Linked DNA regions of Mus musculus: regions 1, 3 and 4 are each linked to region 2. The links are chromatin loops, found by intact Hi-C in ENCODE. Cell type or tissue: heart. All regions are shown on one strand.

The links. Hi-C counts contacts between places; a loop is a spot of excess contacts. Peaks named below come from ENCODE experiments on the same cell type or tissue, not always from the same donor. Only the 100,000 strongest peaks of a DNase experiment are listed, where the experiment ranks them.
Region 1: a loop joins it to region 2, with 2.5 times the contacts of the local background. A loop is called at or near these places in 2 of 42 quality-filtered maps.
Region 3: it touches region 2 in a loop (3-fold over the local background); 3 of 42 quality-filtered maps call a loop at or near these places.
Region 4: a loop joins it to region 2, with 3 times the contacts of the local background. A loop is called at or near these places in 19 of 42 quality-filtered maps.

Annotation. Positions count from the first base shown.
Region 1 is chr5:147,656,522-147,664,521 of GRCm38, forward strand. The region is part of intron 10 of Flt1 (FMS-like tyrosine kinase 1); the gene reads right to left. It overlaps Gm35383 (a long non-coding RNA gene), which reads left to right and starts at 3,169. Exons shown (of 3, transcript XR_377215.3): 1 at 3,169-3,357; 2 at 4,287-4,388; 3 at 4,569-8,000. In heart, no CTCF peak of the experiment used is centred here; DNase peaks (open chromatin) are centred at 1,490 and 3,790; H3K4me3 peaks cover 1,087 bases; H3K27ac peaks cover 2,931 bases.
Region 2 is chr5:147,844,185-147,852,184 of GRCm38, forward strand. No RefSeq gene overlaps it. Among named protein-coding and RNA genes, the nearest start is that of Pomp, 12 kb to the right of the region's middle. In heart, a CTCF peak has its summit at 4,174; DNase peaks (open chromatin) are centred at 4,187 and 6,207; H3K27ac peaks cover 464 bases.
Region 3 is chr5:147,603,235-147,611,234 of GRCm38, forward strand. Flt1 (FMS-like tyrosine kinase 1) reads right to left here. Exons shown (of 30, transcript NM_010228.4): 16 at 286-392. Among named protein-coding and RNA genes, the nearest start is that of Gm35383, 52 kb to the right of the region's middle. In heart, a CTCF peak has its summit at 3,199 (motif pointing right); no DNase peak of the experiment used is centred here; H3K27ac peaks cover 1,047 bases.
Region 4 is chr5:147,399,198-147,407,197 of GRCm38, forward strand. It overlaps Flt3 (FMS-like tyrosine kinase 3), which reads right to left and starts at 1,292. Exons shown (of 24, transcript NM_010229.2): 1 at 1,023-1,292. The coding sequence starts at 1,068. It overlaps Gm26597 (predicted gene, 26597), which reads left to right and starts at 357. Exons shown (of 2, transcript NR_165432.1): 1 at 357-702; 2 at 1,590-2,722. In heart, a CTCF peak has its summit at 3,503 (motif pointing right); no DNase peak of the experiment used is centred here; H3K4me3 peaks cover 1,480 bases; H3K27ac peaks cover 449 bases; H3K27me3 peaks cover 3,343 bases.

The DNA.
Region 1 (8,000 bases), 190 kb before region 2:
GTGTTGTATATGTTTATGTGTATGTGTGGTATGTGTATATGTGTGGTATGTATGTGGTGTGTGTGTATCTGTGCATGGGAATGTGTGGTGTGTGGTATGTGTGTGATGTGTGGTATGTGTGTGTGGTGTATGTGTGTGTGTGTGGTACATGGTATGTGTGTGATGTGTGTATGGTGTGTGTGTATATGTGGTGTGTGTGTGGCATATGTGTATGTGGTGTGTGTGTGTGTGTGTGTGTGTGTGTGGTATGTTCTTAAGGATAGAACCCTGGGCTCAGGTTACATGAGTGAGCCATGCCCCTGCCCACCGATGCCCAGTTCTCATAGTTAGATGTAATGCTTCAATGGGGGATCCCTAAAGAACAGCCACATCTTCTAAATCACACGCCGCCTTTATAACTAGACAGTTTCAACAATTGAATTCCGTACCTAGGCCATACGCTAGATCTCTCCAAATACCTAAGTTCAATTCCCACCACCACCACCACCACCTAAAACACTTATAGGTAAATGAAAAGATTTAAAACAAAAATACAAAACCAACCAACCAACAAACAAAGGCCATTCTTCCTTAGATTGCTTATGAGATTTCTGCTGTGTTTTGTAATCACCAGGCAACATTTTTGCCCTTGTTGGTTAATATAAAGAAACAGAGGCAAGAGGAAAGTCAGACATTTTTCTTTTCTACTAGAAACCTTTTAATACTAGAGTTCCAGGATGAGCATATAAATGTCACTCCCCTCGGCTTCCATGGTCAGTGTTCTGAGTTGTAGGACACAGCATCGGTATCATAAACTGCTAGGGACTGCTTGCTGCATCCTCCAGGAGCACACGCCATCTGTGTGTGCCCTCAGGGCTGTGACTTCAGCCACTCAAGTTCTCTTCTGACTGGACAAGAAGGCTTCAGATGCCTTCTTGTGTCCCTTGAAGCATTGAGAAGGACAAGGGGAGTCTTTGTCAAAGATCTTAAAACTTCTCACACCCCATCTTCAGGAAATGCAAAACAAAAAACCAAACCAAACCAAACCAAACCAAACCCAAAACATGTTGGAGCAAAGCAAGGGAAATGCAGTCAGTCAGCTCAGCTCACTTGGGGCCACCGGTCTCTGAGCCCCTTCACCCCCTGCTGTTCTTGTCTGTGAGGACCAAGTTACCAAGGCTCAAGCCCTAGGTGGAAACCACAGACTCCGCTTGCTTGCCAGGTCCTCCGAACGAAAAGGACAGGTCCTGTGGCTCTTTTCTAATTTAGGGGCTATTATTTTTTTCCCTCTTTGTCACTGAACCATAAAAATAGAATGTCATTGAGGGCCTGCCTCCATTCCACCACTTGAAAAGAGGCCGGGGGAGGGGGTGGGGTGGGGTGGGGGCGGGGAGGAGGGGCACTTGCCTAAGTCTTAAGAATACATCAAGCTCTTGAGGAAGTAGAGTGTGCCATGTTTGAAGATACAAAGATAACCACGGTGCTGGGAACAGTCTTGAGGGAGGCGGAAGGCGAACAACAAGAGGAAGGCAGAGCTTGCCCCTGGTTTCCCACAGGAAGCCCACGGCAGCTCCTGCCGGAGTGAGATAAGAAAGCTCCCATGCACTATTCTGAACAAGGCCAGTGTTATCAGCTCGGCTCTGTCCTCCTAGTACTCTGAGCCCCCCCCCCCAATGAGCCCCAGGACTCCCCCCTCTATTTGCATACAGCGTGTCAAGCACAATGAGATGGAGGTATTTATAACCAACCAAAGGAAAAAAATCATTCTGGGGGCAAGTGTGGGTCCGTGCCATCTCTGTCCGCTGCTCTGGGGTTGAAATGTTTCATTAGGATAAGAGACCAGTTAAAATAAATTAAAAGTTAGCCGATTAGGTACCGACATATGGAGCTGAGCCCTACATACAACATGCCAGTCTGCCTAACTCCAACTCAGACTGCTCAAAGGTCCCAGTTCTAACGTTCTTCTTCTGACACACAGTGGGGACTGCTGACCTCTTGGTGCAGATGACAGAGACCTCTCTTTTAGATTCTTTTTTTTTGGGGGGGGGAGGTTGCTCTGTTCCCTGTTTCCCCCTGGCTCTTTATAACTCCAAACAGGAGGCAGGTTGGGCCCCCCCCCCAATAGCAATGCAAGTCAAAGCTCCCATCCAGACAGTGCCTCTGCAGGCAGAATCTGCTTTTCTTTCAAGGCACATTTCCAAATATCACACTTAACCCTTCCATGTTACGACACCCGCAGATGTTTGTCACGTACCAAGACATCACTGTGCTTTGGGGCGGGGGGGGGGGGAGGGTCCAGAGGGGGCTCCTTCTTTAGAAGTTAAGATAATTTACTCATTCCTGTTGTGTGTTTGAATTTGCATGGGTGCACAGACAGCAGAGCACATATGAAGGTCGGGGCAACACTGCTCAGTCTGCCAGTCTGTCCTTTCCCTCATGTGGGTTCTGGGGTTGAACTCATGGGGTTGGGCCTACGTGGCAAGCCCCCTTATCCGCTGAGCCATTCTGTCAGCCCCTCAATGCTTCTTTGTGTATATCAAGAATGCCTTCACAATCCTATATTAATACCATTTCAGCACTGGGGAGTTTTGTGGGGTTTTTTTTAAGCCCCCCTCCCTTTTTTTTTTCTTCAGGTTTTGATAAACATTGCTCATCTTAGTGTGTGCAATTTCTTCTTATATACTGCTCTCTGAGTGGACAGATTCTATGGTTCCTGAAGGCAAGTTTATTCCCTGTTGACTCTAACACGCACAAGCAAGATGTACACTGTGCACTCCGGAGCACCCCTGCTCTTCCTTTTGTGCTGGGTGGGAACAACATTGATTTTCAGGTTTCCTCTGTGCCTCCTGTCCGCTCCTCGCATCTAAAACTTGCATCTGTTCTTTAGCTTTTGGTGACGCAGCCTTCTCTTCTGAGAAGATGTGGTACAGGCTCAGAACTGAGTGAATCTGCACACGTGCATCTCTTTTAACACAACTTCAGTACTTTAAAGAACTGAGCTGAGTACTCCAGCACCTACTGAATGCTTACATTAAGCCTAAATCATTGCCCAAATGTATTAAATGTATATTTAAAACTTAATCAAGGAAGAAAAAAACCAAGACTCTAGAAAGCTTTATAATGCCCCCCCCCCAACCCAAATATTCTCCCTGTTTCTTTGATTCTGTTCTGGCTAGTGAACTCTGAGGATGGGCACGAACAGTGCTGATGTGTTTAATGAGAGTTCATTGCTCCTAAGAACCAAGATGAGATCGTAGAGAACACGGAATCATTTCAAGGTAGGACACAAAAAGGGATGCGACTGCAGAGAACACGGAATCATTTCAAGGTAGGACACAAAAAGGGATGCGACTGCAGAGAACACGGAATCATTTCAAGGTAGGACACAAAAAGGGTAGCGAAATCGATACAAAACAAAACAGAAACCAGAAAGGAGAAGAAAAGCCTCCATCCTGCGGGAGGGCTTGATGTAAACATCTCACTGTGGGTGTTATGTCAAAACACTGGTGATAGCGCATCAGGAACAACAGATTGACCAACTCTGCCAACACTCTTCCCTCCTCTCACGTCCTCTTAAATGAAACAATCCGGGGAGAGGATGCTGGCAGGAGAGGCGTGGGGTTGGAAGGCGTGTTTAGACAAAATGGTTCCTGCTCCCTTAGCTCAGGAAGAGAGCCTGGCCCTTCAGGGTGGTCATGGGGTCAGGCCAAGGGGACTCTGGTGGGCTGACCTTATTGAGAGACCTTGTGACGCCCTGGAGGCCATACTGAAAATTGCTTCTTGTCTCAGTGGGGTGGGGGTGGGGGTAGGGTGGTAGCAAAGAGAGTTTTGGAGACTGTAGGTAAGCTTTGGGTCAACTCCTTGGACAATGGTGGAGGGGATCCAGAGTCCTGGGCCACCCTTGTTTAGATAAGACCTTTTTTTCCATGAGTGGCATGGCTTGCTAGGCTTCCTGCTCTGGATGTCCATTCACACTCAGGCCTATCTTCCTGCCTCTGCCTCCCTTCTTCATGATAGCCTCTGTGCTTGGCTTATAGCATGAGCTTGGACAGCTCCCATCCCCCGCCTTTCCAGGATCTCTGAGAGTCAGGGCTAGGATCAAGACTCTTCAGCCCTACACCTGGGTGGACCGGGAGGCCAAAAGTGTTACACCCAGATAATCACCTCAATAAAAACATTGACTTTCTTCATTCATTTTTCTTCTTAGTGAAGGACTATTTGGTCTGCTGAGGAAGGGTGACTTTTATAAAGAGATCTTTAAGGAAATGTTAGGAGTGGCTACCAATAATATCCTTTAATTCACTCAGGAAGGACATGCAAGAGGGTGCTCCAATCACTCAGTGAAGAGCATGTCAGATTATCACTGGGTTTGGTGCCTGCAGAAAGGAAGACAGCTTAAGTGCTACACGGTAGGGCATGGGGTCATGGTTTAGCACAGGGGTGGCGGAGCTGGGAGGATGTAGGGGGCGGCTTTTGGGCAGCAGATGTCTTTGAGAATGTGAGTATAGGAATGACAGTCACAGAAAAATTGTCAAGGCCTTTCTGACCCTTTTGCTTTCTTGAATGATTTCAAGCTTTTTTTGTCTTAGGGTCACAGATGACAACATCACAATCAATTCTGCTCCTGTCATTGGACAACACAGAGAGATGGCCGAATGACTAGCCCTGAGGCCTTCACTGTGGCAGAAACATGACTGAGGAGTACCGTGCTATGCCCAGAGAGCCTGAGAGAAGTGCTGTTTCTCAGATCTTAGCCTGGTTTGAATCCCCCTGGAGCTCTCACTATTGCAAACATTTATTGCCGCTGCCTTGTTCCCGAGTACTGCATCCGAACCACCTCTGACTCTATGGCAATGGATGTTCACTGAGTGATTGGAGCACCCTCTTGCATGTCCTTCCTGAGTGTATTAAAGGATATTATTGGTAGCCACTCCTAACATTTCCTTAAAGATCTCTTTATAAAAGTCACCCTTCCTCAGCAGACCAAATAGTCCTTCACGAAGAAGGAAAATGAATGAAGAAAGTCAATGTTTTTATTGAGGTTATTATCTGGGTGTAACACTTTTGGCCTACTGGTCTACCCAGGCGTAGGGCTAAAGAATCCTTGCAAATAGCAACGGACCAACCCCATGCTACCGTGACTTTATTATAGGCATTAAAAAGCAAACAGGAAGGGCTTGAGCAATTTAAAGATGGTCCCTTTGCTATGAGGAATTGTGACATGGCTACTGAATGGGTGGCTTAGCACTGTGCCTGGCACAGAAAACCAGACTGGAAACGTTACTTGTCATCTGGTGCACTGATAGCTACGCGGGAGCAGGGGGATTGTCTTACTAATCAGTGTGACCTCATTGGCTAGAGAGCCCACCTGGGCTCAGCTCGCTGCCAAGTGTGGAGACTGAGCCCGACAGAATGGCCAATCCTAATGTGACCTTACACTTATCAGGCGCCAAACTGCCATAGGTCACTGACCTCAAATGTGCTGAGAAGACAGGCACTAGTGACCATCAGATGACCTCAGACCACCTCTTAAACCAATCACTGTGCCACACCATTGGTGTCCGTCCACTCACAGTGACAAATATAAGTGACGACGGATCTGATGGGGACCTGGATAAAGCCAGCTTGGCTGTATCAGTGCCTGACAAAGTGATGTTCCTGGTCAGTCTCAAGGCAGACAGGGATGCTGACGTGTGAAAGAGGCATCTTATGGCCTAATGAAAAAACAGAAGCTGGACCAGTGGTGGTCTTCTCCATCTCCCACAGGTAGGCAGAAGTCGTGGCTCACAGTTACCAGCACTACTTTAATTTAAATTACCCCCTTTTTTTCCCTTGCACATCCCTTTCCCATGTCTTTTGAAAGAAACACATGGTTTGCTTTGTTCTGCTATTGAAGGATGGCTTTGTCCATCAAAGAGACAGGTCAAATTTATGGAAAAAAAAAATACTAGAATACAATGGAGAATGCACCAGCAAACCACCAAGAGCTGTAAGCTACCAGAGGTTACACAGGGCAGGCGTCTGAACCTTTTATGGCTGAAGAAGGACTGGATACAGTAGACGCAGGTGGCTGTAACTCCACTGACCTCCCAAGTAACTGAGGCTGTATGATATTTCTGGTCTTATATTTTGGGAAAAGTTTTCAGAGACCTATTCAAAGACACTGGCATGCTTCTTGGGAGAACATTTGTCAACCAGCATGGACGGTCTCAAGAGATGGCTCACAGTCAGTCCACATAGGGTCCTCTTTGGGGACTGTGGTTTTCGGCAGTGGAGCCACCCCGTAGTTGCCTAAAGGGTACCCTAGAAGATCTAGGCACCTTCCATCACAGAATCTTAGCACACGTACCATGGCAGGCACAGGACTAAGTGTGTGATATGCATCTTCCCCTTTCCCCACCCCCCCACCTCCCCATGTCATTGCTGACTCCATTGCACAAATGAGGAAGGCCAGTCTCCGAGAGGTCTAGAACCCACAGCTGGGAGATGACAGCGGGTGGTAGAGCCCGATCTTGAGCTTACATTCTTATGCTGTAGGCCATATTTCATCCTAACACCTTGCACAACTGGCTTTTGTGATATCACAACATGGGCTTCTTAAACCAGCTTTGGACCAGACTTACTCATGTGAAGGCCTGAGTGGTCACCATTTTAATTTTAGTGGGGAGGGAGAGAGGGGGAGGAGAAAGCACGAGCTCACATGAGCACAATGCTGGAAACGGACATGTGAACTGCTTTCAACCGCCTGATCCCAATGCACTGGATGCTGCTCATGGCATCTTTCTCCGGCACATCCGCCAGGACTGTTTCCTAAAAAGGTCCTTGAACCCCAGGCTTACCTTGAGTTGGAAACTGGCAGTGATAAAATCTCTGCCCCCCCTAGAAATGCTGTGATAACTTAATAATGCATGCCTACGACATACAGGAGCTTGCCACTTCTGCTAAGCCAGTGCTTAATTACTATAAAGAACATTAAAATGGAATTCTAAAGCCAAATGTTTCCTAGCGGCTATGATGGACGATTTAGTTCAAAATCATCTCTACCCACATTGTAGTTCTATTTGGCCAAGAACTTTTCCACTCTCCCAAGGGCAGATCATAAAGAAGGCAGTGGCAGGTGATCACTTGCCATTGTCCAGGGATGGGGCTGGGACCATCAATGGCCTCAGACAGATTCAATTTCACACCCTTGGTGCTTGGTCACAGAAGGCCTTTTCAGGGACTCAGTGCCTCTGACACACGCTAGGTATGAGCACTAGTAGGGAGCCTGTGAAAGGCCATCTGTAGGAATGAAGAACTTCTGGTTAACCGACAGTAGAACTTCCCAGGCATTGGCCAGGGGAGCAAGGGGGAGTGATTGACAGCTCTACCCCCAAACTTGCAGCTTGTAGTAAGGCTCGCCTTTCCTATGGTGCCTTTCATTTTTTCCTGGAGCCGAAGCTGATGAGCCAGCCGTGTTGATTTTGAGGCGTGCCCTCTCTAACTAGACCCCTGTCACCCCTGCTCCATCCCTGTCCTTTTCCATCTGATATTCCAAAGCCTGCTCATTGTGCTTAGGGCCCAGCTCTTACCTTTCACATGGCCCCTCTTCTAAACTGCAGAACTGGCCACCAGCCACCCACCAGTGGCTGACCCATTTTGGTCAGCCTCATGATAAACACTGGCCGTGGAGACCTGATGCAGTCCTGGGGTGCAGATAGTAATGAAGTGGAAACAGGGACACGGCCTGGGGGTGGGGGGGGGGCGCTGAGTGCTTGCTGAGTTCTAACCCAGAACATTCGTGAGCAAATGGGGCTCTTCTGCCAGAAATTAACACCCTTCACCTCCCACCGTACAGTGAGAAAGCCACAGAGGGTCATGATCTCAAGGACAAAGCGTACAATGAGTGGGCTCACTAGCTCTTTGTCTCCCTGCCCACCCTGCTTCCAGCTTCATCTCATTCAGACCCACCACACTGCCTCATGCTCCTGCCAAAGGTCTGCTCCCACCTGCAGAGCTAAGTTCCAAACAACTTGCCAATG
Region 2 (8,000 bases):
CCTGCTAGAATGTTCCTGGAAACAAGATAACTAAACTTGCCTCTTCCAATTAAAAATAGGTTTGAGAGAGAAAACTCACCAGTGAGCCTAAGAATCTCGTAGCATAGAAACTGTAAACCAGCATTTTGAAAGCCAAAATGATCTTATCCATGTGTGAAGGAATCAGGAGGGTTGACAGGAACCGAGAAGGAATGTAGACTGTGTTGTGTTTAACGATTCTTCTCAAAAACATCTTTTTATTTCGCTCCAGGGCACTAAAAACTGCAGACTTTGGATTTCCATAGATTTCTTTGCATGTGCTCTGGCCTGTTTTCTGGGCTCTGCAAGGTCACACACCCCATTGTCACCCAGGAACTTCAAGGTCCCTACTCTTTCTTCTCTTCATGTCAATGACCATTCTAGGGACTTCTTATCTTTCCAAAAGCTACATCTAAGATTTTTATTTGTTATTAGCATTTGTGTAGTTTGTGTGTGTGTATGTGTGAAACATGTGCTTGAAGTTTTTGTGTGAGGTCAGAGAACAACTTTCTAGAATGGTTTTACCCTTTTCATCTTATTGAGACAGGGTCTCTGTATTTTCACTGTCTGACGAACCCAGGATAATTGGAAACTCACATCCATTCTGTCTCTACCTTCTATCTTTCAATAGAATCCTAGGATGGTAGACACATCTGACTTTTCGAGGGTTTCAGGAACCAAGCTCAGAGCCTCAAAGGATCATACAGTGTCTTAACCTACTGAGTCGTCTTGCCACCCCTCCGACAGCACTATTTCTCATTTCTGTTTGGATCTTTCTGAGAATTTGACTTTGGGAGCACAGATGTTTTGTGTTGCTCCTTAAAATATCAAACACAAACATTGTAAAAAGATGAATACGACATTTTGGGCAGTTTAGGGTACCAAGCACTGTCACCATCCTCCCACACCTCCTGTGAGTGCCGACCCATCTCTGCACAAACATGTTATCTATATGGGGGGAAGTTGGAATAATCTATACCCCTGAGTCAGCGTCTCCTTGTGTTTTCCCAGAAACAGACGTGTCACGATGCTTTTCGGGAAGCATAGACACTATTAGAATTCCAGGCTAGTGAGACAGGGAAGAGGAGGCTGTCATCCGAGTATATTTATTGAGTGATTTCCTCCAAGGAATTCTGGACACACAGTGCAAAGCTCACATTATACTGCTCTGGGTCAACAGAGCTGGGGTACTCACATCAATTCCCACAGTCTGAAGACTGAAGAAGGAGGAGAAGGAAGTGTGGGTGGCCACACTTAGGGTGATTGGCTGGAACTTGTTTGAGACACATCTAATGCCTTAAGTGGCATGGGCGGATCCAGAGTGTATGCTGTCCTTCTGTGTTCAAGCAACACTAATTATAGCCCAGACACTTCCTGGTTGCCACAGAGTTTTTACACGTCAGGGGTTAATTTCTGCATATTTCATAATGGAATCAGAACTTACCTAGTCCTTTCTTACCGAATAGATGGTTAGGTTGCTACAAAATGGAGGGGCACCCTGCCAACAGGTCCCTCAATTATTCAAATCCCAAACCTTAAAAAAAAAAAAAAAGAAAAGAAAAAAGGCATAGAGTATCCCAATATCGGGGGATGGAATGCTATGTTCTTAACAAAACGTTTCCTTTTTTGTTGTTATGTTTTGTTTTGTTTTGTTTTGTGTAACAAGCCAAGCAGAAACTTGTGTGAGAATCAGGAACCCCGAGAGTGTGCAATGCACTCTGTTATTTAGGGTGACGGCTTAATTACAAGTATAGGATCATGCAACAGCCATGCCTTGTTCTATGGGATTTATTAGGTCTCTAAACTCTGCCTACCAAAATTTCACATGAGGGCCGTGATACAGCCATGAGGACGGCTTCAGATGGAAAATAAAGGTGAACTGAGAATCCAGGAACACTCTTTGAGCTGATGTAAAAAGAGAGAGAGAGAGAGAGAGAGAGAGAGAGAGAGAGAGAGAGAGAACCCATTTCTGGAATGAGCACTCAAGCCCATCTGACCCCACCACTCACTCATTCAGTTTGGGCAGGTACCCTGGACCTCCATTCTTTAAACAGAACTATCCCTTAGGCCGAGAGGAGAATAACCTCCTTGTTGGACGTCTGTCTGTCTCCCTCCGATAAGTCCCTGCCCTCCACTCTGTCCTGCCTAGAAGATCCCCTTCTAGGGAGCAATGGTTGGGCACAGGCTGACTCCAGTGAGCTCACATAGATCTTCCTAGGCCCTTTGTGTGTGTGTGTGTGTGTGTGTGTGTGTGTGTGTGTATCTGTGTGTTTGTGTGCATATATGTATGCTTTTATGCATGTATATGTGTGCTCATAGGTGTTCATATATGAGGAAGCCATAGGCTGACATGGAATATCTTCCTTGATCACTTTCTGTCTTAGATTTTTGGTTTGATTTTTTTTTTCTTTTGAGACAGGGCTTCTCTGTGTAGTCCTGACTGTCCTGGAACTCTCTGTAGACCAGGCCTGGCCTTGAACACACACAGATCCATCTCTGTGTCTGCCTCCCGAGTGCTGGGATTAAAGCCATGTGCCACCACTGCCCGGCTTCCATCCTAGTTTTTGAGACCAGGTCTCTCACTGAACCTGGAGCTTATTGATTGTCCTAGGCTGGCCTCACTCACGGATCCACAGATCTCCATCTCTGCTTCCCCTGTGCTGGGACTACAGATGCACACTGCTATGTGTGGGTTTCTTATCTACATAGGTTCTGAGAGACCACCCAATTCCTCAGGCCTGTATGGTAAGCACGTTACTAACTGAGCCATCTTCCGGCCTTCCCTGAAGCCCGTTAGTACGAGCTCACTCTCCTGTGCTTTCTTACCAACTGTGACAAATGTGCCACCTTGATGCTCAAAAGAGGGACCCCACCCTAGGCGTGGCAGCATGCACCTGTAGTCTCAACACTTGAAGGTGGAGCAGGGGGTGGGTTGTGAGTTTGAGACCAGCCTGGGCTACAAAGTGAAAACTTGTCTCAAAAAATTTTTTGTTTTGTTTTGTTTGGTTACACTTAATACCCAAAACTGCTCGAAAACTGGGGGAGGGGTATTCATGTTAAAAATCATTGTCCAAATGAAAAGACAAACATTTACAGATCTTGTGCTGAATTCCTGGAACTCCACATATACGTCCATGCACCCCAGGGTCTTTGTTGGTGTAAGGAATGCTGGAGTGAGCTTTTCTGGAACGATGTCTGTGTCTCTGTTTTGAATGTCCCAGAATCCCGCCTCCATAGATGTTCTGGGGACTTTCAGCCCTGCCTCCAGACATGTTCTGGGGACTTTTGCTTTTGGAGAGCAGTCAGGACACATGATCTCTAACTCCAAGATTACACAATTCCAGTTTATGTGAAGGCTCAGCCTTGAATTAACTCCCCTCGTCTGCTTTCCACTGACCGTTCGCTGGCTCAGAGCCAGAACAACAATATGCTCAGACAAGTAACTCTCTAAATCTCCAAATCTCTCTCTCTCTCTCTTTTCTTATTCCCATAACCTTCTCCAACAATTTCATTTAGCTGACCAATTGTCAATTTGGGGTCCTGGGAAAGAATAAGGAATAAACTCCCTTTGTTCCATCCAGCAAATCCAAACTCCATTCCTTTCTGACGGCCAATCATGTGCGCCCGAGCTAAGCTCCACCATAGGGGCTCCGTTTTATATCTTGGGGTAATCCCCTGGACTAACTGTTCCCTTAGAGCAAAACCTTAGAAACTTTATCTCCGTATTCCCTTTGGACAATATTTCCTTCCAGGAATTTGAGACTAGGACTGGATCTGTAAGTGAACTCTTGGAAGTTCTAAATGGTTTATACACTATTGAATTCCTCACATGTATACAACTTTGGTTTGTATCAGCGAACAGCACTGGCCATTTGCGTTGTGACTTCACCGGCATTGAGGTGCTAAAAATCCTTTGCAATGGTTCCATTCATTTCTTTCAATGCAGTGGAATTCTCAGTTGGGGGGGAAGAGCTGTTTTTCATTTGAAAGTGGAAAGCCGGGTCCTAGGGACATAGGGAAGGAACAGACCTCGCGAGCTGAGTTTTCAGTCTGTCCCTCCATCATATCAGTGCTCTTTACATTTTGTGAGCACTTGATTTAGGACATTCAGAAAAGAGCGCCAGCCCAGAGCCGCGTCTTTTTATCGCCACCTACCGTCGTCTTTGAGAACTGCACGAACATTCCCTCTAATCCCAAACACCCTAGAGACAGGGACTCCAATCCACTCTAGAAACTAGAGGCACTGTACTGGGACAGGAAGAAAGAAGACTATGGAAACGATGTTCTCAGATGCTGGGTAGTGAGCCTGGAAAATGAGTCACTGATGGAAGCCCATCTGTCACTAATTTTATTTTTTAGATTTTTAAATGTTACTTTATGAGTATGAGTGTTTGCTCACAGGCATGTATGTGCACGGTATTAAGCCTGATGCCCGTAGAGGCCACAAGAGGGCATTGTGTCCCCTGGAACGAGAGTTACAAAGAGTTGTCAGCTTGCCCCGTGAGTGAGTGCTGGGAACCTAACCCAGGTCCTCTGCCACAGTGCAAGTGCTCTTAGCCTCTGAGGCTCTCTCCAGATCCCAGTCTCTTAATTTTTTTCAAAATGGAAGTCTTAGTTGGAAAAGATTTCAACCAAAGCTCAAGTAGCCTGAATGACGTTTTTCAAAGTGATCTTCTAGATTGTTCTCAAACGGAATTAAGAGGAGTCCTTTGACAGCAGCTCTGTGCAGAGGTGTGTTGGTTCTATCAGTTCTCCCAGACTGCTCTCTGTTTGAAAGAAGCCATTACAAGGTTAGCATCAGTGTATCTTGGAAAAGATTGACAGCCTAAGAACAGATAAAACATGCCTCCCTGAGATTCTCCTCTTTGGTGGTGACCCCCCCCCCCCCCCGCCCAATACTTTGCTAGTTCCGGGATAGGTTGGGTGGGTTAGAGTTGGGGGGCTTCCAGAACTTCTCAGAACACGAATGACGAGGCTGTTGTCCAGAGGGGCCCCCTGAGAATCGTGTTTGGGAACAGGCCGACCCCATGAGGTATATTATCTTTGCCACATTTTGCTGCTTTGTGGGAAATTTATTTTTAATCTTTAACAAAGCCAACCATGTTTATCTGAAGCGCTGAAAAACTTTAATAGTTTAAAACAAAACTTTTAAAAAATAATTAAACCGACAATGAATACTGAAACATGAAAGTCAGACCGACTGTTACCTTAACAAGAAAGGGCTTCCCAGAGATCAAACAGAATGCTGTTTGTTTTATTTGCTAATGGCAAATAACAAGTACTTTCACTTTAAGGGATTCTGAGGGTTATTGAAGGAGTCCAGAAGTTTCTACTGACCTACTCCCACCAAGGCAAAGGTTTCCCACACCTTGGGTTCACAGAGCTGGGAAACGTGCTATCCTGAACGCGTAGAAGGTAGCACATGATTGGTGCCTTTAGCATGAGCACACCTTATCCAAAATGATGGAGAAGGGGGACTCCCTCAGATTTTTTTTTCCCTGCATAGTGCTTACTCAGCTCAACTCTGAGAAGTCTGCAGCTGCATGCTTGCTGCATTTCTCAATGACTGAACTGCTTCTCTCAGTGCACCCACTCACCATGATCTGGCTTTTATATGAGCCCTGCTGAGAGGCAGAGGCAGGCAGATCTTGGGGAATTCAAGGCCAACCTGCTCTACATGGGGAGTTCCAGGCCAGCCAGGGTTACATAGTGAGACCTGTCTCAAAACAGTGTCAGAGGGCAGGAGACACCCCCCCCCCCCCCCCCCGCTTTATAAAGAGAAGATTCAGGAAAAACAAACCCTTTAAGGATCAAATCCTTTAAGTGGATCAATTGTATCAGATCAACTAGTAGAGTTTTTTTTTCCCCCTCTGGAGACAAACTTGGCTTTGGATCAGGAAAGAGAATATTTTCAAGTTGTTCTTTTATTTTTAAACTGTATCCCACGTTCCATACATAGGCTTTAATTTGCTTTCCAGAGCACTTCAGTTAAATCCTCAACACAGATAGCATTCTCACCTAGCCTGAGTCTATGAATTTCCATTCAATGCTGATTTCACCCTTTCTTTGGAACATTGGCCCAAGGCCGGGCGGATTCTAAATGAGGGGACACTTGGTGATATCTCTGTGGGAAGGTTCTTTGTGACCGGTCACATCCTGATCTGCCAATTTATGAGTGAGGAGGCAGCTGCTGCTCCAACTTCACAACTGCAGCCCAGAAATAGAACTTGAGGTTCTTTTAATATGCACGTTATCTAGATAAAGCTATATCTGGGATGCCCCTGACAGGTTCTCTGACTCTTCGCTTTGTTTCTACAAACTAAATATAGAACTGTGAGCGACTCTTTTTTTTTTTTTTCCTCTTCTTCTCCTCGTGTGCATCTAAGCATACAAGGAAATCAGGCTGCTTCTAAAAGAAAAATAAGCCCTGTTTCTTCTTGGAAACCCTTTTGAGGTCAGCAGTTCTGAAGTACAGGGATCGGAGCAGAAAGGAGCAGAAAGGACTTCTTCTCTGATTTTCCCACCCTGCCCTGTGAATGATGTCCTTCCATGGTCAGGGCGGGGGAGCAAGGCATTTGTTGTAGTAATACTGAATAACCCTCCTGTGTAAAATCACCTCAGGTTGACCCCCACTTTAACTCCAGAGACCGTGGAAGGAGGAAAAAGTGCAGCCACCCTCCTCATGGTGACAATGACTGCTGGGTGCTTGCTGAGAGGTCTGTCCTGCTTGGTGTGATCACGGCCATTATTTTAAAAGCAGGTGACACTCTGATGGTTGGGCTACATCAACCGGGTACTGGGAGGTGTGCAGAAAAAGAGAGCTTTGTATTTTGAGGAATCTATTCGACTGTGGGGCCATTCCAAGGCAGAGGGCACAGTTTCTAAGCTACCACATCTTCATCATAGGACCTGGCTACCACACAGACTACTCCTTCAGCATGTTGTCTTCCCATGATGAATTTGATTTAGGATTTCTTATAGTGACCAAGAGGGAAATGTAGCAGCGATGAATGAGATTAATACATCTTTCAAGAATATCCGGGGGAGGGGGGAGGAGCCAAAGCCAGGGAGCATTTTATCACTGAGCAACAACAGCCCAGGCTCCTAGTGCGTGCGTGCATGAGTGAGTGTGTGTGTGTGCATGCACTCAAGTACATGTATCGCATGTGCCTATGCCGTGTGCTGCATATGGCGAGTTATGTGTTTGTGTGAATGTATGGTGTGTTTTAGGTATATGTCTGCGGTTCTGCAGTGTGTGTGTGTGTGTGTGTTGTGTATAGTGTATGTATGAGGGAGTATGATGTGTGCACATGGTGTATGTGTTTGTGTGTGGTGTGTGTGTGTATATGTCTGTGTGTGTATGCCCTATACATGTACGGTATATGTGTGTGGGTGTGTATGCTGCCAGAGCAGGGAGTATGAATGTCTACATGTTCATGTTAACACAGACGTGCATATGTAGAGGTCAGAGGACAAGCTCAGGTGTTCACTCTCGACTTGCACTTTTGGCTCTGTGTACACCAAGCTTACTGGGTCATGAGCTTCCAGAAATCCTGCCTCACCTCCCATCTCAATAGGAGTGTTGGGATTATAGATCTATGCATCTGTGTCTGGCTTTGTGTAGGTCTGGGACACTGGGCTCAGATTTTTGTGTTTGCATGGCAGATGCTCTACCCACTGAGCCATCTCAGCCCTTTAAGGTTTTCTTCCTCCTCCTCCTCCTCCTCCCTCTCCCTCTCACTCTTTTGTTTTTTTCAAGACAGGGTTTCTCTGTATAGCCCTGGCTGTCCTGGAACTCACTCTGTAGACCAGGCTGGCCTGAAACTCAGAAATCCGCCTTCTTCTGCCTCCCAAGTGTTTTCTTTCTTTCTTTCTTTCTTTCTTTCTTTCTTTCTTTCTTTCTTTCTTTCTTTCTTTCTCTTCCTTCCTTCCTTCCTTCCTTTCTTTCTTTCTTTCTTTTTTTCTTTTTTTCTTTCTTTCTG
Region 3 (8,000 bases), 240 kb before region 2:
CAACTCTTGCTTGCTCTGATCTATGAGGGGAGGCTTCAATTCCAGAGGACACCCACACTACCCCTTCACCTCCTCCCCTAACCAGAGCAGCAGCCTCTTCTTACCACATTCACTTTTGCTGAACATCCTCCCCCCCACTTCCCCCACTCAACATGACTGCCCCAGTGAGACACCCCCCCTCCCACTCAACATGATGGCTGCCCCAGTGAGACCTGAACGATGGACGGGCTCACAGGGGCAGTGGGGGATCACGTGGCTTGGCGATCATATCTTCTGTTTTCTTACCCGCTTCAGTTTTCTGATGAAGAGAGTTAGAAGGAGCCAAAAGAGGGTCGCAGCCACGCATGTGCACGTGAGCGTGATCAGCTCCAGGTTTGACTTGTCTGAGGTTCCTAGAGAGAGAAAAATCACAAAGATGCTATAAAAGAAGTCCTCCAATGTGAGGTCTCTGCTCACTCTAGCTGGGCATCTGTGGGAGCACATGACTTCTGAGACAGGCTGTGAACTTGCACCCGGAAGGACTTTCCAGAAATTCTGCTGACTTTGTAACCAGTATTCTAAGAAATAATTAATTAAAAATCAGAAGAGAAAATAAAGATGGAAGGAAATTAGGGGAGGGATGGCTCATTAAAGTGCTAAATCTGTGAAATGTTAAGTCCACCTAATGGGTTTTAGAGGAAATTCTAAAGAAAAATATGAAAAGACATAAAAGGGGCCGCTTTGGGACTCACAAAATTCTTCAAAGCAGACATGGAAATAAAAATAAAAATAAAACTCATGATCGCCTGCCTGCTTCTTCTGGGGCTCTGACCTTGGCAGCCAGAGGCACTGCTTCTCACCCAGTCACGCTGATTCCACAGCTCATAGCACAAAAGCTGAGCACTGTAGGGGGGGATACCCAGGGCAGTCTCTGTGTCTCTGTCTGTCTGTCTCTCTGTCTCTCTCATGCACACACAGTTGCTCTATCACACATACATACATCCCACACACTCACATGCATACACAAACACAAACATATAAACACACTCTCACATACACATACACACACACAGCACTGGGCCTGAGCATGGCCTTCTTGACTCAACTATAATGACAAAGGAGGTTAGGCCAAGGCCAGATGAGACTTGTTCTTCTTACACATGACGGGGGATCTGTGTTCACACACACACTGGGCCCTCACTAAGGATACATGACAGCAATATCATAGTTACAAACATGGGTATCTCACTGGGGGATTCCCTGTCGTAATTCGCCAGGATGAGCTAAATCCTCCTATGGCATCAGTAGGTGCTGCATCTCTCATGACTGGGGCTTTCCTTTTGCCCTTCCCGCTCTCATGATGTCCTTCTCTGCCTTCCTGCCTGCCAATCAAACTTATTTAAAAATACCTCTTCCAGAGGACATTGAATCCATCCACCTCGGAAGCATTTTAAAAAGTATTTATTTATTGGGGGCAGGGAGCGGGCGGGGTATGTGTCACAGCGCAGGTGTGGAGATCAGAGGCTAACATTTTTGGAAGTTGGTTCTTTCCTTCTGTCTCGTTCTGTAGGCAAGGTCCCTCTTGTTTCGGTCACTGTGCTGAGTATTTCTTTCTAGCTGGCTCAGAAGCTTCTGGGTCAGTCTCCTGTCTCTGCGTCCATCTCACCCTAGGAGTGCGGGGATCACAGCTTTTCACATGGGTCCCAGGAAATAAAATTCAAGCAATCAGGTCTGCATGGCCAAAGCCTTTGCCAACTTTGCGGCCATCTCTGCAGACCTGGGAAGCATTTAGAAAGATTGTTTCTGGGCTGGGAATGTAGCCCTGTTGGTAGAGTGCTTGCTTAGCATACGCGAGGCCCTGGGTTTGATCCTCAGGACAACATGAACTGGCTGTAGTGGCATATGCCTATAATCACCTTGAGAGGTGGAAGCAAGAGCGTCAAAGCCATCCTTGGTGATGGGATATCTACATGGGAGACCCCGTTCTAAAACAACAACAAAACCCCAAAACAAAAACAAAAAACGGGGCTGGAAGATGGCTCAGTGGTTGAGAGCGCTGACTGCTCTTCCAAAGGTGTTGAGTTCAAATCCCAGCAACCACATGGTGGCTCACAACCATCCGTAATGAGATCTGATACCCTCTTCTGGTGCATCTGAAGACAGCTACAGTATATTTAGATATAATAATAAATAAATCTTAAGAAACAAACTAAGGTGCCGGGCGTGGTGGCTCACGCCTTTAATCCCAGCACTTGGGAGGCAGAGGCAGGCGGATTTCTGAGTTCGAGGCCAGCCTGGTCTACAAAGTGAGTTCCAGGACAGCCAGGGCTGTACAGAGAAACCCTGTCTTGAAAAAAAACAAAAAACAAACAAACAAAACAACAACAACAACAACAACAAAAAACCAAAAAAAAAAAAAAAAAAAAAAGAAAAAAAAGAAACAAAGTAAGGTTAATGTCTTTGTATTTGGTGTCAGTATGATGGGAAGCACAGGGCGGGGCCCGGAGCATCATGGCACTCTGAGCATGGGACAAAGCAGGAGCAATGCTGTAGGCATTTGGAGTCAGTGAAGTCACCTGCACGGAATCACAGTAAGAATGTGCTCTGCAAAGCCACGAGAAGCCATGCTGACACTCAGCAAGACTCCTGCCAACACTGTCAAGTAGACTTTCCCCAGTTCTTGAATGATGAAGTTGACGATTAATCCTCTGGCCTGTGAGCGGTGGTGCTGTGATTTTAACCCAGGGGATCCGAGTCCTTAACAACCACACATCTAAGGGTCCTGCCACTTCCTCCTTTCCTCGGATCTTCTGAGCCTTTATGGGAGTTCACCAGTCACTTAGGAGAGGCAATGTCCACCGTCCTACCCGGGCTATTTTCAGGGTTTGTGAAGGAATTCGTTCCTCTTCATCCTCTGTCGCTGCCTAGAGAACCCGCTTCCGTTCTCATCTGCCCATCTTTGACTGCCTCAGGCCACTTTCACTCCTTTCCAGGGCCACAGATCCAATCCTGTCATTCCCCTGCCTCAGTGACAACATGTGCTCTCCATGACTGTCAGCATACAATTCAAATATGTATAGCTCAGTGGAGGTTCATACATTGTACGATAAGGCTCTAGTTTGCCAATTTTTTTTAAATACTGGTTTACTTTTATTTTGCATGCATGGGTGTTTTGCCAGTGTGTATGTACATGTGTGTGCCACATGCATGCAGTGTTTCTGGACGCCAGAAGAGGGCTTTGGAGCTCCTGGAACTAGAGTTACAGATGGTTGTGAGCCACCACGTGGGTGCTGGAAACTGAACAGGGTCTTCTGCAGAGCACCCAGAGCAAATTCCTTCACAAACCCACCTCTCCAGCCCCACTCCCAGTTTTAAAAATTAAGTTGAAATTTTAAATGCTTAGGTCTTATATTTTCTTTTGTCCTTTAATCTCAATATAGATCCCCCAGAGTGAGAAAAGTGTAAACCAAAGTTCATGGGAGTATGGATTTCTTCTACTATGCCCACTCGAGCGTGTACACACACACACACACACACACACACACACACACACACGTACACGCATGCTACAATAAGTTTTGTAGTATGACAGGAGCCTTCTGAATGTACGCTGCAGTGGCCTTTGACTGTCACAGATGCTGATGGCCTTGTAGGGTCCTTGTGCAGGAATCCAACATGGAACGTGAAGCACGTGGCCCTGTCTGACTGTGGGAACTTTCCCAGTGCATTCCACGGGACAGGAAACTGGCCCCCGAAGTCTAATTCCATAGCCCTTACTCAAGCAAAATTCCTTTCGGGTGGGACTATTTATATGCAGTCACACGTTTGAGGGACCGGCTCAACAGAATACCGTTAAGAAGAACGTCAGGCTCAATTTAACATCAGCACTCAGTAGTGCTTAGTAAATAAAAATCTTAGTCTTTTACACGGTGGCATCTGAGTTCCACTCGATAGTTTTGTTTCTATTGCTCTTTGCAAAAGAGCTGTCAGGACATGCTTTGGTCCCTGGGTGCTTTCTCTACATACACACTAGCCTGACTAGCCACTTCCCCATGCAACATCCCCCCCCCCCCCCGTACCGCCGCCCCTACCCCTACCCCGCAGGCTTTAACAGGCTGGTGGCAGGTGATCAGTCCAGTCTACAAAATAGCCCAGCTGCTCAGGGGCAGAGGCAGTGTGGGTGGGACTTGACAATTATTAGGAGGGAGTGTTGTGCTCAGGGTCATGTGCAGAAGGACCCAGCATGTCTGTTTCACTCAGGATGCTGATAAGAATGTGGCCAAGCCTATAATGGCGCCTTTTGGTATAGGTTCCTGTTCCCCTGCCAGTTGCCTCTCCCCGGGCTTCGTGTCATCCCTCTGGGTACCACTTAGCAGGTTGTCTGAATTCCTAGGGGGTGGGGGGTCAAGAATCTGTGTGGTGCCATGTCTTGAGCTTGTCTGGTGGCAATGGTGGTGGGTTCTTTGTGCGCAGTTCTGGCTCAGTGAACTGGCCGCACGCCTTTGCAGGACTGTAGCCAGGGACAGGCTTTGGCTGGGAAGACTAGCCTAAGAAACGTTTAGGTGTTTTCTCGGTAGCTAGGCATCCACACACTGGCCTGGCATGTGGCACTGTGTGGTAGCAGGCTGCCAGTGCCTCAGGCGCCACAGCCATCAGCTCAGCTCACAGAACATAACAAGGTGAGTTCCCAAGAAGCCAATCACCAGGGAGTTTTAGCTTCAGAACCTACCCTGCCCAGAGAGGGTTGTGGGGTGGGGTGGGGTGGGGTGGGGTGGGGTGTGGTGGGGAAGAATGGGGGGGGGGAGCACAACTAGAGTAACTGTCATCAGAAATTGGGAAAACATTCTTGTATGAGCCTGTGAGCAGCTGTGTAATAGACCAAAAGCCTCAGTTTCTTTTTACATGCAAACTGCCGTCAGGTATGATTTGAATCTTCCCTCACTTCCTGCCACTTCTCTCAACCTCCTTGAATTTTTAAATACAGTTTTATGGACTGGAGAGACAGCTCAATGCAGGTGGACCGTTGCCACCAGACAGAAGAACTGGTAAGATTCAACAACCCCCCAGTAAAGCCGGCAGTGGTGGTGCACGCCTTGGGAGGCAGAGGCAGGCGGATTTCTGAGTTTGAGGCCAGCCTGGTCTACAGAGTGAGTTCCAGGACAGGCAGGGCTACACAGAGAAACCCTGTCTCGAAAAACAAAAAACAAACAAACAAACAAACAAACAACCTGGTAAATTTCATCATTGAGAACCGCAGGTGTGGAAGAGATCCCAGCCAGGCTCTACCTAATCTGGACCACGGAACCATGACACCCCACTGAGAGGACCTTGAAAACCAGCCACATAGAATAAAAACCTGAAGTCCTCCATGCTAATGAGGTAGCAAATGAGCTCCCCTCCCTGGGCATCCCTTCCTATAAAAGGTATTTAATCCCTGGTCCACCCTGAGTAAGATGTGTATGCATTTACATCCTTCATGAAAGAATAAAGCAATTTGGACAAGCAAGGACCGCTTCCTTCCCCCACAAGGATCTCTGTGGGGGGTGGGGGTGGGGCACACCTAAGTCTCCTGGAGAAGCCACTCCCTCTTTTAGCCCTCTATACTTTCAGCATTCACTTTTTTTTTTTTTTTTTGATGGCTCAGTGATTAAGAGCACTGACTGCTCTTCCGAAGATCCTGAGTTCAAATCCCAGCAACCACATGGTGGCTCACAACCATCTGTAAAGAGATTTGAAGCTCAGCATTCACTTGGAACCAAACCAGAGTATGCCTTGTCTGGGGCTCTGCCATCCCCTTCCTGCTGGCATTTAGGGGAAGCACGGACTTGCGGGTCTCAGTTCTCAACTCCTTTCGGTCCCAGCGGCATCTGGGTACACAGGAGATTGAGGACCACAGCATCTGTCCCAGATCTCGCTGCTTTTCATCCAGGAGAACATCGGCTGGGACCCCTATCACGCACTGTGTTCTGCCTCCTCTGAGTAGCTTGTTGCTGCTCCAGTGGCACCCCCCAGTGCCGAGGCGACAGGCACACAGTTGAACTCTTGAGGAGGACCCAGGTTCAATTACCACTACCATAGCTCAGGATCAACTGTGACTCCAGTTCCAGGGGACCTGACACCCTCTTCTGGCCTCCTTGGGCACCAAATACACACATGGCACACAGATATATATGTAGATAAAATACACACACACACACACACACACACACACACACACTCACTCACTCACACATTCACATTTATTTTTTCCCCTTATCACTTTTTGGGCATCAAGGGCTGCTGGTTCAGCTCTGTTTTGCTCTGCTTTATAACTTCTCTGTCATGCCCACTCCAAGCATCAGCTTGCCTTTTCTGCCTAAAGCAAACCAGTCTCTGGGACAGATGCCTGGCATCTTTGAAGAGTCTTCTCACAAAGCTTTACCTGACCCGAAATAAGAGGGGCCTGGTAAACTCTGCTCTGTTGTTAATTTGAAGTAATAAATAAATAAATGAATAGCAGACACATGCTCCCTTTGTGCTTCTACCCCAAATCCAGAGAAAAAGATCCACAGGTACGAGAATAGATCGGACCCCATTCTCATAAGCTAAACACAGAATGCTGTCTTCTACCTGAGATTCAATTGACCTCTGACCTTTAATGTAGCTTACTAGAATAGTACAATAGGCCTGTCCATTTTTGTAACAGGCTTTGTTTGTTTGAAGAATCTGTATAGATCAGTTTGGATCTTCTCTTCAGGACCGTGATATGTATGAAATACCTTTTTGAGAGTAATTTCAGGTTAAGGAAGAAAAGAAGGAAGAAAGAAAATAATTAAAATTGCGGTTTGGGACATTTGTTCTGTAACACATTCTTATCCCAAGCCAGTCCTTAACCCAACAGGAATACTGCGGTTTGGTACGCCATCCGGGTGACTCACAGTAAGGCCAGGAAGCTATGTGATACTAAAAGTTACCCTGGAGTAGAGAAACACACTAACCAATACTAATAATACTAATAATAGCTAACACTTCAGATCTTATCATGACAGACCCTCTTCATCCTGTGACGGTCCTGGGAAGGTTAGTCAACCATCATGAATGGTCCTATTTTGTAGTGCAGAAACTGAAGAACTAGGAAAGGAGGTAATCTCCCAAGAGTGACTCAGCTCCTGAGGTGGAGACACTCTGCTGCCGGGAGGACCCCCGCCCTCTATGTGACCCAGGGCAGGAGAGGGACGCGAGCGTTTCCCATTCTCAGCTCTGTCACTTCCTAGCCTAGTATCCCTGTGATGTCATTTGACCCCTCTGTAGGTCTTACTAGAGTCTTATTTTCAACAACTAAACTTGCTCATAGGATTGAGGCAAATATTTAAGCAGGGAGTCGGGGTTGGAATAGAAAGATGGCTGGATGGTTAAAACTACTGGCTGGTCTTCTAGACGACCTGGGCTCAAGTCCTAGCACCTACAAGGTGACTCACGACCCTCTGCGATTTCAGTTCCAGGGTCCCCTCTGCAAGCACTGCATGCACACAATGCACACATGTACATGAAGACAAAGCACTCACATGCATCAAATGATAAAAGAATCAAGTATATTCATGCATGCTTGCTTAACACGCTATACCACGTGCTTTGACAGGGTATAATTAACATATTCAGGCCTTCCTAACTAAGCTACCATCTATGTCTGGGATACTCTATATAGATTCATGTAAGCCTAGTTTCCATGAGAAGAAATGAGATGAGTATGTTTGAAGTCTAATTATTTGGCTTCAAGAACTATCTATAGATATCTTACTCATCTTTACTGAACTTGGGCATCCTTATAAAAATTCTTTAAATCCAAATTGGTCTATACGGATTAAAGCATTAAAAAAAAAAAAAAAAAAACAACCAGCCAACCAACCAAACAAAAAAAGTTTACAAAGATGGACAGACCAAATACTGTATTATTACAGCTCTATGCCATAGTTTGGAGTTGAAAGTTTAAAAAAAGAAAAAGCTATGTATATTTAGGGCCTTTAACATCCTGAGTACACTTA
Region 4 (8,000 bases), 440 kb before region 2:
TGTGCATCAACTCGCTTAAGAAAGGTACAGCGTTCTCCCCATCCTTTTCCTTTATAGCCTACATTTTTTAATTTTATCATCTTTTTTTTTAAAGTAATTGGAAACCGTTTCTGCTCATTTAATGTTGCAAAATGTTTTCTCTATTTGTCACGGAAGGTTCAAGCCAGAATCCTAAATGTTGGAAATGAAGGGGAAATAGGCCACTGGGCAGACTGAGGCCAAGCCAGGAGTGCCTCAGAAGGCTGCAAAACTAGGGCAGGGCCTGATCTCCCCCCACCCCCACCCCCGACTTCTAGAACTGTCTCCAACTCCAACTCAATCCAACCCCCTTGTCTTCCCAAACAGAAAGCTGACGCGAGACCGATTAGAACTGGGCAGAATGGGGACTTTCCCCCCTATAGTTAGTTACTATTTTCAATCACAGCTATGCTTCTACCCGAACAGGCAACTTGGGAGAGTAGTCCTAGGAGTCCTTGAAAGTGTCACTAGGGTTTAATCCTAAAATAAGAAAAGTATGGAGAGGGGAAGGGTAGCTAGTTTTTAAATTTATAAATCTGTTTTGCATAGTATTTCCAAAGTAACTAGCCACTGAGTGAAGCGAAAATTGGTACAGGTGGGGGTCGTTAGCAGGGATGACCGCTCTAGCAGAGGATGCTCGCAGTTTTCCCATTAGTTTGCTCTGTCAGCCTACATCTCAAAGAGGTGAGAACGCACCGGCTCGAGAATCTATAGTACCCAGAGGTCGGGTCAGGGAGTCTCGGGCCACCTGCGCTGCTGAAGAAGACTCTCAGAGGCTGACGGAGCATCCAAGCCCAAGCCCAGGCGCGGTGGCCTGGGGACTGAGCTGCAGAGGAGCGCTGCGGAGGAGGGTGAGGGCAGGGGTGGGCAAACCAAAGCCAAGTTCACCGCTTGAAAGGGGGGACGTGAAAGAGGGGAGTGATGCGGCGGCGAGGGGAGCGCGCGGTGGGTATGAGGGAGTGATGCGCGCTCGGCCGGGGTGCAGAGGGGGTGAGGGGCCTTACCAAGCAGCAGCAGCCGCCGGTCGCTGCGCTGCGCCAACGCCCGCATGGCCTCCGGAGCGCGCGGTAGCCAGGCCGCCGGCCCAGCCTGTGATGCGGTCCCAGCGGCGCGCCCCGGGCTGCAGGTGGCTCGCTGAAGGATGCGCGTCACTGACCACAGATTCCCTCGGACTGGTGCAGAGCAGAGGGGGAGGAACCTCTCTCCAGAGGCCGCGGCCGCTCGCTGCTAGGCGGGCTGAACTGGCGCAGTGCTGCAGCCGATCCCACGTGCCCGCCGTGGTCCCCAGCCTGCGCTCCTGGCACCGGGACTGCGGCAGGGGAGACTGGGTGCGGTTCGGCTGGGGAAGTTGCCTGGACTCCGTGGTTGAGTCCCCGGACCTCTGCTTTAAACTCCTAAGGGTGAGAAGAGTGGTGACACACAGACCTCCTTCTTCATGCGCGGGGATCTTTGATGTCCCGTGATGGGCACTGAATCGGTGCCATACACTGGTAACCCCGTGAGTTTTATTCCACATCTGGTAGATCTGCATTGTGGACTGATTTTCTTTGTCTCCCTGTCCTTTCTTATAGGATGTCCAAGATTCCCATCCACCTCCGACCCAGAAAAGCAGACGCGGTTTCAAGGTCAATAAATTAGAGAGGTTAAACAGACACCCAAACAAATTAGACCGTGCACCTCAAAGGATGTTTGGAGTTGTCACCTCCTAGTTCTGGCTTTTAGTCTCATAGTGTCTCTAGGTAACAATTATTTCCCGTGCATCAAGCTGAATATTGAAAGCACAGGATAGCAGCCCTGGCTTCCCCATGAAGGAACCCTCCTGAGCCATTTGTCCTCTGTGTCCTAGTTCTCTCCCCATAATGACGTCAGTAATATCGCTCCATCACAGCAGTCCTCCGCTCCTCATTCTTTTCATCGTTTTTCTCTTCAGGCATGACCCCTGAGAGCATACAAGCACACTAACAACACTGTTTCTCCTCCACTCAGTCCACAGCACTATCAGCCTTCCCGCTAGGGGAAACTTCAAAGTGACGTCCTCCGGGCAGCCACTGTGGAAAATGACATGGGCTTGGTGCTTTAGGCATTTTAAGGTCAGGTGCCCGACGCATGGATTCCACTTCTGGAATTGCAACAGGAGCATGAAGAAACATTCCAACATTCCTGCACACCACAGTGAGACTGTCCACTGATCAGCGGCCAGACGGAGAAATATACATATGTAAAGCAGCACATTTCATCTTTAATAGGGAGGGCAATTCCCACACAGCTACCTCTCCAGCCTATTCATGGATCTTTTTTTTTTTTTAATCATCTGATAGCTTTGTGGGGCTAGAGATGTAGCTCACCGGTAGATTGCTAGCTTAGCTCTTGCAAGGCCCGGGGTTATATCATCAGCAAGAAAAAAAGTAAAAGAAAAAGAAGAAGAAAAAGAAAAAGGGAAAGAAAAAGAAACACAGACCCAAAACCTTCCAGGTGTGGAGAGTTCACTCTCCGAGACATGTGGTGCTCAGGCTGCTGAGATGTGTATCTGTGGTTATCGGTTATTCATCTGGAACCAGAAGACAAAGCTTAGGTCCAGCCCATCCCAGGACAGTTCTCAGAGGCCAGCCTTCACTTGGGAGATCACTTCTTCAAACCAGGTTTTTGTTTGCTTAGTTTGCTTTTAGGCTTTCCCCTTTAATAAAATGGAAAGAGAAGACACCAACGCTAAGATCTTCCAGTCCTGGTACATTTGCAATTACAATAATTGACTTAAAAAAATTTCTAGAGCTGGGTTTGTTGCTATACACCCATAATGCCATGAGGCGGAGGCAGGTAGAGCATTAGTCAGCCTGGGCTACATAGCAAGACCCTATCTTAAAAAAAAGGGCCGGGCGTGGTGGCGCACACCTTTAATCCCAGCACTGGGGAGGCAGAGGCAGGCGGATTTCTGAGTTCAAGGCCAGCCTGGTCTACAAAGTGAGCTCCAGGACAGCGAAAGCTATGCAGAGAAACCCTGTCTCGAAAAACCAAAAAAAAAAAAAAAAAAAAAAAAAGGAAAGTGGAAGTAGGGAGATGGCTGAGTCAGTAAAGAGCTTGCCATACAACCATGAGGACCCCAGAACCCAGAGCACTCTTACTACTGAGCTACACCCCCAGCTCCGATAGAATCTCTTATAAGCATCACTATGAATAAAGAAGTCAGTGGCCAATGAGCTGGAGCAGGAAATAGGAGGTGGGACATCTGGGAGAAAAAGAGAGAATTCTGGGAAAGAGTTAGCCACAGGAGATTTGCCCGGAAAGCAGCCACATAGCTGAACTAATATAGAATAAGAGAGATAATTGGGTTATGAGCTAGTTGGAGAACAAGCCAAAGCTTATGGCCTAAGTATGTATTAATAATTACCCTCAGAGTCGTTATTACAGGGAACAAAGTGGTGTGGGAGAAAAAGCCCGAAGTTACAAACTCCCATTTGTTATTGAATCGGGATCTACCCTCGGAGGCCAGAAGGGGGCACTGGATCTCTTGGAACTGGAGTTATAGGCAGTTGGAACTTAACCTGAGCCAAGAAGCAGTAAGTGTTCTTTAAAAAGGAGCCATGTCGCTGGGCAGTGGTGGCACATGCCTTTAATCCCAGCACCTGGGAGTCAGAGGCAGGTGGATTTCTGAGTTCAAGGACAGCCTGGTCTACAGAGTGAGTTCCAGGACAGCCAGAGCTACACAGAGAAACCCTGTCTCGAAAAACAAACAAAAAACAAAAAAAAAGAGGGGGGGGGGGTGGCATGTCTCCATTCAGTCCCTGGAACCAATGTGAAAAAAACCAGGCATGGTGTTGAATACTTGTTTTGTTGTTGTTGTTGTTTATTTAAGATTTTATTTATTTTATGCATATGAGTACAATATTGCTGTCTTCAGACACACCAGGAGAGGGCATCGGATCCCCACTACAGATGGTTGTGAGCCATCATGTGGTTGCTGGGATTTGAACTCATGACCTCTGGAAGAGTAGTAGGTGCTCTTAACTGCTGAGCCATCTCTCCAGCCAGAATACTTGTAATCCCAGAGCTGAGAAGGCTGAAATTAAGATTCCCCACAGGGCCCTCATGGAATGCCAGCCTGGCCTCCTGGGTGAGGCCCCTGCCAGTGAGAGATCCTGACTCAAAAAAACAAGATGAGAGATAGGGAAGTAGCACAGTGGGTTAAGAGTGGTTGGTGCATAAGCCTGGGGACCTGAGTTCAAGTCCTCAGCACCCACATGTAAAGTCAGGCAAGGCGATAGTGTGCAAGAGTGTTTATACCCTCAATGCTGTATAGGGACAGGAGGTATAGAGACAGTAGGGTTGCTGGGGCTTGATGGTCACCATCCTAGCCCTGGGCTCAGTGAGAGGCACGGGAGTATATATCCATATACACCTATGTATGCACTCTATATGTGTACCACACATACACACACACACACACACACATACACACACACACCAAATAAATGCTTTTTAAAAAGAAAGTAAAATAAAAAAATAAAGGTAATCCACAGAATGGAAGAAAAAAAAAGAATACTGGGCTGGGGATATAATTCAATTGGTAAAGCTGGGCTTATTAAGCCCAGAACCACACAAACAGGGGGTGGTGGTATATGCTTGTACCAGGGTGGTGGTATACGCTTGTACCAGGGTGGTGGTATACGCTTGTACCAGGGTGGTGGTATACGCTTGTACCAGGGTGGTGGTATACGCTTGTACCAGGGTGGTGGTATACGCTTGTACCAGGGTGGTGGTATACGCTTGTACCAGGGTGGTGGTATACGCTTGTACCAGGGTGGTGGTATACGCTTGTACCAGGGTGGTGGTATATATACGCTTGTACCAGGGTGGTGGTATACGCTTGTACCAGGGTGGTGGTATACGCTTGTACCAGGGTGGTGGTATATATACGCTTGTACCAGGGTGGTGGTATACGCTTGTACCAGGGTGGTGGTATACGCTTGTACCAGGGTGGTGGTATACGCTTGTACCAGGGTGGTGGTATACGCTTGTACCAGGGTGGTGGTATACGCTTGTACCAGGGTGGTGGTATACGCTTGTACCAGGGTGGTGGTATACGCTTGTACCAGGGTGGTGGTATACGCTTGTACCAGGGTGGTGGTATATGCTTGTACCAGGGTGGTGGTATATGCTTGTACCAGCACCTAGGAGGCAGAAGCAAGGGGATCAGAAATTCCAGGTCACTCTCAGCTACACAGCAAGCTGAAAGCTAGGTTGGGTTACATTTGATCATATTTTAATAGACAGACAGACAGATAGACAGAGTGCCAGCTAGTTTTGTGTGTCAACTTGACCACAAACTAGAATCATCAGAGAGGAAGAAGCCTCTATTGAAGAAAATGTTTCCATAAGATCTGGCTGTAGGGCATTTTCTTAATTAGTGATCAATGTGGAAAGGCTCAGCCCCTTGTGGGTGGTGCCATCCCTGGGCTGGTAGTCTTGGGTTCTATAAGAGAGCAGGCTGAGCAAGCCATGGGGAGCAAGCCAGTAAGCAGCATCCCTCCATGGCCTTTGCATCAGCTCCTGCCTCCAGGTTCCTGCCCTGCTTGAGTTCCTGCACTCACTGCTTCTGATGATGAATGGTGGGAGACTGAACCCTTTCCTGCCTAGGTTGCTTTGGTCACAGTGTTTCATCACAGCAATAGTAATCCTGACTGAGACAGACAGATGACAGACAGAGAAGCGTGGTTCCCAGAGCCACATCTAGGGGATCTGATCCACTTCTGGCCTCCACTGGCACCAGGCACCATCACACATGTATGTACATAAACACACATACACACACACACAGAAAGAGAGGGAGACAGATAGACACATATACATAAATATAAATATTTTTTTAAAACCAAACAAAATCCCCCATAACAACAACAACAGCAAAAGGTGGATGGCACCTGAGGAGCGACACTCGACGCTGACCTCTGGCCTCAACACAGCAGCTCATGCACCTACACGCCTAAACGTACCTGCACTCGTGGGAACACACACACACACAGCTCCTTGCAAAGAAACACATCTTGGGATTTTTCACACTGTGATTGTACACGGGCAGTGCTAATCTTCCTGTACAGATGTGACTTTAGTATATGTGCTGCTGAGGCAAGTTCCAAGCGCTATGTATTTCTTAAAGGTCTTATTTTTAAGTGTGTGTGCATGTGCGTGTGTGTGTGTGTGCGCGCGCGTGTGTGTGTGTGTGTGTGCGTGTGTGTGTGTGTGTGCGCGTGTGTGTGTGTGTGTGCGTGTGTGTGTGTGTGCATGTGCGTGTGTGTGTGTGTGTGTGTGTGCGCATGTGCGTGTGCGTGTGTGTGTGTGTGTGTGCGTGTGCGTGTGTGTGTGTGCGCGCGCACGCGTGTGTGTGTGTGTGTGTGTGCATGTGCGTCTGTGTGTGTGCGTGTGTGTGTGTGTGTGTGCATGTGTGTGTGTGCGTGTGTTTATGTGCATGTGTGTGTGCAGGTATATAGGTATGTACCCATATGAGTGCCAGTTTCTGAGGAGACCATAAGAGGGCACTGGGTCCCATGGAGACAGAGTTACAGGTAGTCTGGGAACCAGATTCAGGTCTATTGCAAGAGAAATTCTCCCTTGTAACCATGAGGCCACCTCTCCAGTTTGTATGTTAGATTAGTATTATTATTACTATTATTATCATCATCATTATTATTATTATTTAAAATCTGGGACATGATATAACTTTATGGTCAAACCTCCCCTTTAAACTCCTTTTATACATCTTTTCCTTTCCTGACTTGGCATGTTGCTACCCCATCTACTGGCTCCATTTCTCAGCACCTGTCTGCTCCAGATCCTATCATGATGCTGTACAGTACACCGTCCCCACCCTCTACCCTCAAAGAACTCAGCTGCCCTTGCTGTAGACCGCTCCTGCATCACATCGGCCCATCCATTTCCACCCTGGGCCTGGCGAGCGTCCTCTCTGAGATGACCTGTGCACTGCCTGTATCTTAATTCAAGTTTCATTAGATCTGTGTGATTAGCCTGGAAGGTGAACTCCGGGAGATGTTTACAGGAAGGAGAGGGGAGAATGTGATTTGACAGAGGGTGACTACTTTGGGATGCCCCATGGGACTCATCGGAGGAGTCAGACTCACAGTGAGAGAGGAAGTAAGGTAAGTGAAGCAAGGCAGATTGATTTCACAGGGCACTTTGATTTGAAAGGGGAATTGGGAGAAACTGAGGCAGCACACATTTCAAGTCATGGGAAAGAAAGAAAGAATACTTACAACCATTGTCCATACATGGCAAAGATTCCACTGTTGAGCAGCGACTTGCCACCTCTGAACAAAACCAGGCTGCAGTGAGCTTCAGAGGGCTGTTTTTTTTTCCACCATTGCTCTTAGCTCCTCCTCCTCCCTGATCCTAACAATTGTAGCATTTATAGCAAACATAACAATTTCATTCAGAAATTATATATGTATATGCATGTAAACATTTATGATACTATATTTAATATTTTATATATTAACCCTTAATACATAGATCATGTAATATGCATAGTGTATATGACACACCAGATCACATCGCTGAATTTATGACTGACATCAAAAAACCATTCTGTTCACTGAAGACTTTCTCTGCTTCAATCAATGCCCAGTGACTTTCTTCTACCTTCTAAAGGCCCTGCCACCTCCCAATAGCACCATTACCTGGGGACCAGGCCTCTGTAGCACGTGAGCCAAACTGCAATGGGTGTTTTGAGTTTTGTTTTGAGACAAGGTTTTGCTACATAGCCCAAGCTGACTTTGAACTTGCAGCAACCCTCCTGCCTCAGACTCTTGAATGCTGGAATTATAGGCATTGGCCACCATTCCCTGTTCCCTCCCTCCCTTCATAGACTATAATGGTTTCCAGTTTTGGCTAAAGCTCCATACGTGTCTTCCTTAATTTGTGAGTATATAGATTGATGACACAAGCTATGGAGTGCTGCTTAGCAGATTACCTTA